Regions from separate parts of the Homo sapiens genome. Here region 2 is linked to region 1. Evidence: read pairs that join two places in POLR2A ChIA-PET (ENCODE). Cell type or tissue: HepG2. All regions are shown on one strand. Links, peaks and the distances in the headings refer to the core of each region. The heading gives the core; the rest is flanking DNA.

What was found. ChIA-PET counts read pairs that join two places held together with the same protein. Peaks named below come from ENCODE experiments on the same cell type or tissue, not always from the same donor. Only the 100,000 strongest peaks of a DNase experiment are listed, where the experiment ranks them.
Region 2: POLR2A ChIA-PET joins it to region 1 with 5 read pairs; 1 of 35 experiments calls an interaction of 5 or more read pairs at or near these places.

Annotation. Positions count from the first base shown.
Region 1 is chr7:32,017,491-32,021,490 of GRCh38, reverse strand. All of the region lies in intron 2 of PDE1C (phosphodiesterase 1C), which reads left to right. Among named protein-coding and RNA genes, the nearest start is that of PDE1C, 51 kb to the left of the region's middle. In HepG2, for the core only: no CTCF peak of the experiment used is centred there; a DNase peak (open chromatin) is centred at 2,230.
Region 2 is chr7:31,189,453-31,196,196 of GRCh38, reverse strand. The region is part of intron 2 of LOC107986781 (a long non-coding RNA gene); the gene reads right to left. Among named protein-coding and RNA genes, the nearest start is that of ADCYAP1R1, 140 kb to the right of the region's middle. In HepG2, for the core only: a CTCF peak has its summit at 3,085 (motif pointing left); a DNase peak (open chromatin) is centred at 3,086.

The sequences.
Region 1 (4,000 bases), core at 1-4,000:
ATGATAAACAAGAATGCCATCCTCTAACTCTTCTCTACCTTTCTCTCTTCTCAGAAAGTTATTGTGGAAAGAACATACTCAAAGCTAGGAACATCCACTAAGTGTAATTTGTTTAGAGAGGGGTCAGTGAAGTGGGGTTTGTAGATAAAAGTTTACAAAGCTGTCAGAAGTTCAATGCCCTGGATTTTAGGGAATAAATGTAGAGTCTGCAAGAGTTCATTTCCACACAACAAAATCTTTGGGAAACATCAAGGCATCTGCAACTATGGATGTGGGAAAATCCAGGCAGAAAGGGCTCAGAGATCACAGGAGCTCGGCAGTCTTTAGTGGCCAGCTTCACTGGGGATAGAACCACTATCAGGAGGGGCAAACCAGTTCTATGGATGGCCCCAGTACGGCTGGATCACACTCAAATTAGAAAGGAGACAGACGAGTGACCTGGGGAGCTCTTTCTAAAAGTCACTTATGTAGCTACCTCATATGCTAGCACTGTGGCATTTCTCTCCTGTGTCTTGTTTGTTTCTGTAGCAAAGCATCTGGCAGCAGAGAAATATGGCTGCCCCAACTATGTCACAGGTCAAAAGAGTGTTACCAGACTGAGGGTCTAGAAATTTCTGCAATGCAAAACATGGCTTTGAATTTCATGTTCCTGGCAATCACAATGAAAACAAATACTATATGATCCTCATGTTGTTGGGAAGATTTTGATTTGCTCCCCAGAGTAAAATTTAGATTTGTGTAAAATTTTTTTGACACTGACTGAACTCTTTTGGGCCTTGTTTGAATACAGTTTATCTCATTGTGCAACTTACCAGGATTTGAGGCTCTAGTGTGCTTTTCAGAAAAATGTAACTGCAATTTTACACTAAATGTTTTTACTCCCTAAAAATAAGTATCTGTGTTTTCTTTCTGTTTTGATTGTCAAGTAGCTGTGTTTCTTATGTATGAAATTTGGTTTAAGTGGCCAACTTTGAAAGAACATTATGAAACTTTGGTATTTTTCAGGTCCTTGTGTCGCTTTGTGTGCTTATTATTTCAGAAAAAAATAAATTTAGAATTTATAAAATTAATTTCCCTTAAAAAAATTTTTTTTTCTCACCAAAAAGGAGAAAAAATATGAAGAATTTCTATATGTCTATTTTTGGTCCCTTGACCAACCAGAGTTTTTTAGGGCAGGGGATTTGTTGACTTCTTCATATCCCAGTGCCCAGGAAAGTCCTTGACATATAGCCTTTCCTCAATATTCTTGGAACAAATGCTTATTGAAGGTGCACAAAAGGGTTAGGATGTCCTGAGGCCAAGAATGAAAAACCACTTTCTTCAGTGTTTATCCTGGGGCCCACCAAGCTGACCACTGAAGGTAGAAGAGAGACCACTTGAGAGCCTGAGGGATCCCGGCATGGGCTCTCCATGGCCTGAGTTTCCCATGTTCCATAGGGTCTGCCCTGTTCCTCTTTATTCCCTTCTCTGACACCTCAGCTACCCTCAGAGCTTCATCTCATCTCTGCAGACTCTTAATTCTCAAAGCTACATCCTCCAGCTTGCTCTTTTCCCTGAACTTCAGACCTATATATCCACCCTTAGAAGTTTCATAGACACTTCAATTTAGTAAATCCAAATGGAATGTATTTAAAACTTTTTATTCCAGGTTTGCTGCTCTTGTATGTTCCCTACTTCAGTGAAGGGCACCATCATCCAGTTGCTAATGCCACAAACCCGGGAGTCACCCTTCCCTCCCCTTGTTTCCCTATCCTATATACAGTCAATCACAAAGTTGTGTCCGTTCAACATGTAAAATAGTTCTTGAATCTAGCTGCCTCCCTACACCCACACCATTAATAGCATGGTTCAAACTATCATTTCTTTCCCAGTGGCCTCTTAATTTAGGTATTTGCTTCCATTTGTATTTCCTTCAAGTCATATGTAGCTGTACTGAAGCCAGAATAATCTTTCTAAAACATGAATGTTATCAGGTAATTTTTCAGTTTAATGGTTCTGCATTGTTTTCAAACTAAAGTCTGAGCTCGCTAGCATGGTATGCCTGGCCTTTATAAGGAAACTCACTTGCCTTTCCTCACCACAGTGAACACTGTGTGCACCAACCATATTGTATGTGTTTTAACTTCTCAAACAATATGTGCACCTCCAGTCCCTTGCACATTCCTTCTGCCCAGAACACAATTGATTCCTTCTTTCAGCACATTTTCTCACTAACTCTAATCATGTTTTAGTTCTTTACTTACACATTGCTGCTTCCAGGATGTTTCTCTTACCACGCAGCCTTGTGCTTCCAGGGACCTTGGACTTTGTCATGTTTGCTTTTTTTTTTTTTTTTTTTTTAAAACAACATAATGTGTCTTGTGGTGCCCCTCTACTCAAGGATAAACTTGACTAGGGTTTGATTACCTTTGGGCCCCTTACCTAGCACTATGCCTGGTTTATCATAGGTACTGAATAAGGAGTTAATGTATCAGTCAGGGCATGGGGTGGGGGTGTGAATATAGCAACATGACTGTATCCTCCATGGTACAGTAGGAGATCTTTTCAAGCTGTTGTTCTACTACCACTATAAACTGCTGGCTCTTCAAAGGGCATTCTTAGGAAATAAAGCTCAGAGTTGTCAAGGGATTAGAAAAACATTTTTTAAGCATCTTAATGAGATACAATTCAATACTATAAAAGTCACCCATTTAAAGCATACAGTTCAGTGTTTCATATATTCAGAATTGTGCAACCATTCTCAAAGTTTAAGTTTAAAATATTTTTATCACTCAAAAGAGAAATCCTGTACTTATTAGTACTCATTCCCTATTTTCCCCTCCTACTCTCCCATAACTCTACACAACCACTAATCTACTGTCTGTCTGTGTAGATTCACCTATTCTGGACATTTCATATAAATGGGACAATACAATTTCTGATCTTTTGCGTTTGGCTTCTTTCACTTAGAAAGATTTCAAGATTCATCCATGTTGTAGTACATATCAGTTCTTTACTCCTTTTTACCACCAAATAATATTCCATTCTGTGAGTTTGCCAGACTTTACCCATTTATCAATTGATGGACATTGTGGTTGTTTCCATATTTTGGTTATTATGAATAATGTTGCTGTGAACATTCTTATGTAAGTTTTTGGGTAGACGTATGTTTTTAGTTTTCATTTCTCTTGAGTATATCCTTAAGTGTGAAATTACTGGGTCATGTGGTAACTCTGTTTAACATTTTGAGGTGCTGCCAAGTCATTTTTCAAAGCAGCTGCACCATACATATTACATTCCCATCAATAGTGTATGAGGGTTCCAATTTCTCAGCATAATCACCAACGCTTGTTATTATCTGTTTTTGGATTATTGCCATCCTAGATGATGTGAAGTTGTATCTCATTGTGTTTTTCTTTTTTTTTTAGACAGGGTCTCACTTTGTCACCCAGGGTGGAATCTGGAATGCAGTGGTGGAATCTTGGTTTACTGCAACCTCCACTTCCCGGGCTCAAGCAATCCTCCTACCTCAGCCTCCCAAGTAGCAGGGACCACAGGCATGCACCACCATACCCAGCTAATTTTTCTTATTTTTTGTAGAGACAGGGTTTCACCATGTTGCCCAGGCTGGTTTCAAACTCTTGGACTCAAGCAATCCACCATCCTCAGCCTCCCAAAGTGCTGGGATTACAGGTGTGAGCTACCATGCCTGGTCTCATTGTGGTTTTGATTTGTATTTCCTTCAGGGGTAATGATGTTGAGCATCTTTTCACATGCTTATTAACCATTTGTGTATTTTCCTTGAAGGAATGTCTATTCAGATCCTTTATTCATTTTTTATTTGGGTTGTTTGTCGTTTTAATAATTTTTAGGAGTTCTTTATGTATTCTAGATACTAGTCCCTCATTAAATATAGGGATTGCAAATGTTATCTCCCATTCTGTGTGCTTTTTCTTTTTACTTTCTTGATGGTATCATTTAAAGCACAAAATGTTTTAATTTTGATATAGACCCGTTTATC
Region 2 (6,744 bases), core at 1,533-5,532, 830 kb after region 1:
CAAACACATGCATCTGCTCACAAGAAACACACTCAGGTCTTTGTCTCTTCCAGGCAAAGAAACAAAACAAACAAGTAAACAGAAAAGGTTGATATGATAAACATTGAGCCAACCACAGTTGTTGGCTAAAGGACACTAAACTGGCTAAACTAATTTAAAACATCAAAACAGGCTTGAGGGGATGAATGCACAATTTCTTGGATATGAATCCAACTGAGTGGTTCCATAGGTGGCCAAATAAAAGTAATAATAAGAGTAGTTCATGTTTTTAAGCATATACCATGTATCAGGCATTATACTGTATGCTTCGTCTGGATTATCTTGTGCTACTGACATAACAACCCAATAATATGGTACACTTTTATCCACATTTCTCCACTAGGCAGTAGTAACACTGAAACATTAAGCAATTTGCCTGCAGAAGCAGAAAATCACTAAAACTCAAGTTGTGATGCACTGACCTCATTTCCTATGCTTGGCTATTACACTTGAATCTCAGGAATGCCACGGCTATCATGCCTCTTGATTTTAACACAGCATTCAACAAAATTTCCTGAAATCTTTATGGTCAAGATCCCAAAATTTAATCTAGATATAAGGAAAAGAAAGTAAATGTGTGATATATTGATGAACGACGGTCAGGTCAATGTTGATTACTGCCATTATTTTCCTTGGATTTTATGAATGGTGGTGTCTAGTTAGGTCCTATATGGCTCTGTCTTAATCAAAACATTACTAATTTGGGATGAGGAGAGAAGAACACTTTAACACACTTACATGTAACATTTATATATTATGGATAATATTGTGAGTATTTATGAATAAGAAAATTAGGATTCAGAGACTTTCAATAGGCCATGCTTTTATTCCATGTTTGTAAACCACCTATAAAATGCCAGGCACTGTGGTAGGCACTAGAAATAGAGAGTTGAGAGGCAGAATGTCTGGACTCAAGGAATTCATAGTCTGGCCAAAAAGACTAATAGTCTACAAAATGTACAAGTTGCTATTGTTGAATTAAGTATAAGACCCAGGTTTTGGATTCAGACAACCAGCTAATCAAGGACAAGATGGGGAGTAATATGACCCAGTGGCCACTGATGTAAGAAAGACTTTGGAGATTGTTTGGCTATAAGCTCCATGATTCAAGAGCAAAATACTGCCATCAGAGGCACTAATATAGTACTGGAAGGTATTAATGACAGTGTAGTCTTCCAAAGAAAGCAGAAGATAAACTAGAGCTGTGAGAAAATTTGATCCTAGCCACAGCATTGGATTTACTTCTGAGTAACAATATCTAGGAGGTGACGAGAGATATCTACAAAGGGGAGAAGATCTAGAAACCAGTGGTAACCAAGATAATGATGACTCTAAAAATCATGCCCCATGAGGAATGGTTAAAGACAACCAAAAAAAAGGAAGAATTAGAGGAGTCTTGGTAGCTGTCTTCAAATATCTCAAGACCTGCCAGGTTAAAGGAAGATTGGACATCAGCCCCTCTCCAAAGGGTAAAATACATATCAATGAGACGAAAATGTGTAGCAAGATCTTCAAATACTACAAACACAGCAAAATCAATGGAGAGAAGACAGAAAAGCCCAAAGACAGTGGTCAGCAATTGAATCAGCTTTCTCCCTGTTTATCTTATACAGGGTGTCTGGACAAAAATAATGGTACCTAAGATGGTTTGTAAGGAGGAGACTGCAGTGAGCACCTTGTCCAGCAATCTGCACCAAAGGGAAGCATTTCATAAGCACCCCTGCACAAGAAGCCAGCTGTAGGATGGAATCTCTGTTCTCTAGGAAGCTGAGATTGGACAATCTGAGTATGAACAATACACACCTAACTGACCACAGGGCAAGAAAGAACATAGCCAAAGTCCCAGGGAAGGTCCTGTTCCTTTAGAATTTAAACTTGAGGACGTTGCTAAACCCTGAGAATTCTTCCCTGGAAATGTCTCTTGGGGCAGACTTTTCCCCTCCAACACTTGCCATGCTAGTCCTTATCACCTCAATCCCAATTCCACTACCTAGTTCCCAAGTGACATTCCTTCTGCTTTAATAGGACATTGAATTTTTGTATGGGGGGTGAGGGGATGGAGGGGGTTGGTCATGAAAGATATTTAAAGAAGATGACTTTGAAAGTCATGCAGGGAAAAAACTGAAGGAGTAATGTTGAGCCCCTCAAGATGAGAAAGTGCATTCCCACCCCTCCCTCTGTGTTCAAGACTTCCCTTGCAATGTTTCTACTCATAATAATAAACAACGGCCACCAACATTCACAGAGTGCTCACTGAATTATTCTCTAGCTTTTTTTCCTGAAATAAAGCCTTGCGATTTATCCCATCTTACAGATGAGTAAACTGAGGCACAGAGAGGTAAAGTAATCTGCCTAGGACCTCACAAATAGGGGTAACTCTTGGTTTCCCTCCTCCCCCATCTGAACACAACCTGCCTCTGAATTCAACCAGCTATGCCAGTTTGCCAACTAAATACCTAACTGTTTCTTATGTCAATTCAAGGCCTTTAAAACCAATAATCCTTCATCATATTTTAAATAATGAGATTATGTATAGTGGAAATAACCCTGAGTTGAGACTTGTTTTCAAGTGACTTCAACAGTGTTTTGGTTGTTTTTCTTCCCTGGGCCTCAGTTTCTTGTGAAATGAAATCTGGTTTCTTGATGGAAAGGGCCTCACAGGTCTCAGGCCGTCTGGCTCCTGGTTGCAGTCAGTTGAATGCAGCACAAGCAAAAATCATAGTTTAATAGAAAATATCACTAAGCCATTTACATTCATCTTTTCTTTTTACCATTACAAAGTCAAGCTAACCCCAGTCATATCACGTTGAAGAAAAATCCCAACCTTTTCTGACTTTGGCAAACCCGTGTTGAGAAAGTAGAGAGAACTTGCGGCAGGGCCGCCCAGCGCGGCGGGGACAGCCGGGGGACGCACCGAGGCCACCGTGCTCGCGCAGCCCCGGGTTCTCACCCAGGCCAAGCCTGGCACTTGGCAACCGCATTATCCTCTCCCTGAGCCTCTCCTTTCGGGTCCAGAGCTGCGCGGATTCGAGACAATCCCTGGATCAGACTGACCTCTAGGGGCAGCGCGGCAATCCGCAGCCAGGCTCCCGCGCACACAAAAGGAGACACCGAAGGCTTCCAGCTGGAGCCGGCCAAGAAAATCTGCGTGGAGTGCTCTCAGATGCAGACACCACAAAGCCAAAACATTAACATTTTGCTTGCTATTTATTCAGCTTCTCTGTCTTTAATTCCCCCTCGCCAAGTAGCCTCCAAATGTGTCTCTTCGAGTATCAAAGTGATCACTTTGGATTAAAGTATTCTTTCTCAAAAGACACCTTAATTAAAATGTGTGTGGTGGGGGAGGAGGTGGGGAGAAACCTCTGTACTTTTCATTTTTCTTATGAGGAAAAGAAATGAAATGAAGTAAATGGTTAAAGGAAGTTGGGGGGGGCGCCTTTTGCAGCATGAGATAGAAAATGTTATTTTAAAGCTATTTCTTTCTCGTAATTGTTTAAATACTTTGAATGGTGATGGCAAGAATATAGCAGCAGTAGCAGGTAACATTTACTGAGTGATTAGTATGTGCTAGGCATTAGTTCTAAGCGCTTTCATTTATTATGCATATTTTATTATGAGGCAACTAAGGCACAGAGAGGCAAAGTGACTTGTCCAAGGTCACACAGTTGGCAGGCTGCAGTGAGGATTCTACTCCAAACGGTCACACTCATAGCCTCCTCTTTTTTCTTTTTTTTTTTTTTTTTTTTTTTTTTTTTTTTTTTTTTGAGATGGAGTCTCGCTCTGTCGCCCAGGCTGGAGTGCAGTGGCGCGATCTCGGCTCACTGCAAGCTCCGCCTCCTGGGTTCACGCCATTCTCCTCCCTCAGCCTCCCGAGTAGCTGGGATTACAGGTGCCCGCCACCAAGCCCGGCTAATTTTTTGTGCATTTTTAGTAGAGACGGGGTTTCACCATGTTAGCCAGGATGGTCTCAATCTCCTGACCTCGTGATCTGCCCGCCTCGGCCTCCCAAAGCGCTGGGATTACAGGAGTGAGCCACCGCGCCCAGCCGCCTCCTCTCTTGACTACTATACTGCAATCTCTTTTAAGCTGCAGCTCTCAAGGCATTTTTCAAAACTGAATTTACACTCTCAACACCTTCACCCATTAATGGAAAAGCTCTGCTAACACCTAGTAACTCAGCACCCCAGTTCACAAGGAAAAGTCAAGGTTTCTCATGGAGGAAAGGGAGTGGTGTTTTCCATAGGGCTGGATCACTGTGATAGGTAAGGACCCAACTCTAAAGATCAATCCCAGTGATTCGGGGCATCACTTACAAGTTCTTTGAGTGAAGTTCTTAAATTATTGGCTTCAGTGTTCTCATCTCTGGAAGGAGAATAGTAAAATACCTTTGTCATAAAGTTCTTGTGAAATGATACGAGATAATGCACGCTAAAGTCTTAGTACAGTGCCTGGCACAGGCTAAGCAATCAAAAAGGTACCTAGTTATTTAGCGTGGTTCTTACTGTTGTTTGTTATTAAAACCTCCCTAGGCAGGTTCAGGGTGATGGAGAAAAAGATGTTTATAAAGTTGATCTCCAAAGAGAAGAAGCAAGAGGAGATATATATATATATATATATATATATATATATATATATATATATGTGAAAGAGAGGGAGATGAGAGTGTATTTCTTAGGGGGATTAGCTCATGCTGGGTTGGGGAAGTGCGCTGAGAAGTCCCACAGTAGGCTGACTGCAAGCTTGAGAACCAGGGAAGCTGGTAGCATCCTCAGTGCAAGTCCAAAGGCCTCAGACTCAGGGAAGTAGGTGGTGTAACTCTCAGGCCAAGGCTAAAGGCCTGAGAACCTGGGGGACAACCAGTCCCAGAATCCAGAAGCTGGAGAACCTGGAGTTCTGATGTCCAAGGGCAGGTAAAGAATGATATTCCAGCTCCAGAAAAAGAGAGAAAGAATTCACCTTTCCTCTGCATTTTTGTTCTAGCTAGGCCCCCAGCCAACTGGATGGGGCCCACCCACATTGGCCAAGGGTGGTTCTTCCTTACTTAGTCCACCAACTTTATCTCTTCCGGAGACACCCACACAGGCACACCCAGAAATAACGTTTTACCAGCTATCTGAGTATCCCTTAATCCAGTCAAGTAGACACCTAAATTTAACCATCACTAAGAGGAAAGGAAGACTCATACCTACAAAGCGCTGATGCCAGGCAAAAACTTATTCTCAAGAAAATATCACTGCAGTAGACCCTGAGGAGGAGTATGCAACCTGTGGTGGGCGAGGTGACTCATGCCCCCCGTACACTGAGAACCATGCCCAGGACTCAATGATTAAAAAATATTTCTTGACATTGCCTATGAATGATTCTCTTCAAAAATTTTAAGCCTGAGCCTGATCAAGCCTGTAGACCTAACTACCAATTTCTGAGTAACACAAAAAACAGAAGAACAAACTAAACCATGCCATGGTATGCAATCAGCAAAAAGCAGACTGTGGGGGAAATCTACAGGACAAAGGATCCAGTTTCTTTAAGAAATAAATTACAAGGAAGAAAAGAGGGAGCGGGAATGTATTTATTAAAATAGACTGAAGAGACATAGCAACCAAATAAAATATGCGGACTTTGAATCCTGATTTGAATACACCAACTACAAAAAATATTTAACAGACATTTATGAGACAATTGGGGAAACTTAAACATTGACTAGATCCTTGATATTCAAAAATGACTTTACTTTTTAGAAGTGGTAATAGTATTGTGATTGTTTTTTAAATGAGTCCTTATCTTTTGGAATTACTTACTGAAGTATTTGTAGATGAAATGGCATAATATCTGGGATCTGGTTCAAAATAATCCATTTAGGGGTGAGGTTAAAACAAGATTGGCTACGTACTGGTTCATTGCAGTAGCTGGGTGATGGGTACATGAACGTTCATTTCACTCTTCTCTGTATTTTTGGCATATATATGAAATTTTCCATGTATTTTTTTGAAAGACTGATCTAACCATGGGTAAGTAAGGAATCAGGTGTAAAGTCCTACATGTCTTCAAGTACAGATGTAGGAATACCTGAGTATACTGTAAGGAAAAGGGAACAATCCAGACCCCCACAGGTGACATAAAGGGAGTTAGTGACACACATGTTTGGGTAGAAATATTAAGGCCTGATTCTGAAGAACCATGTACCAATGGTAAAAAGAGCAGCTGGCAGCCTGTGACAATTACTATATGTAAAGCATATATTTCCTCATTTAAACTCTATAACCACTCTCTAATGTTGGATCAATAATTAATTCCAGGCTCCCCACCACGGCTCATGCCTGTAATCCCAGCACTTTGAGAGGTCAAGGCGGGTGGATCTCCTGAGGTCAGGAGTTTGATTCCAGCCTGGCCAACATGGTGAAACCCTGTCTGAACTAAAAATACAAAAATTAGCCGGGCATGGTGATGGACACCTGTAATCCCAGCTACTCTGGGAGGCTGAGGCAGAAGAATTGCTTGAACTCGGGAGGCAGATGTTGCAGTGAGCTGATATCGCACCACTGCACTCTAGCCTAGGCAATACAGTGAGACTCCGTCTCAAAAAAAAATAATAATTATTATACTTTACAGAAGAAGAAAGAGAGGCTTGCAGAAGTGGTGCAACTTATGCAAGAGCACAGTTAGCAAGCTGCAGAGCCAAGATCCAACCCCAAAGAGTCTGTCTAA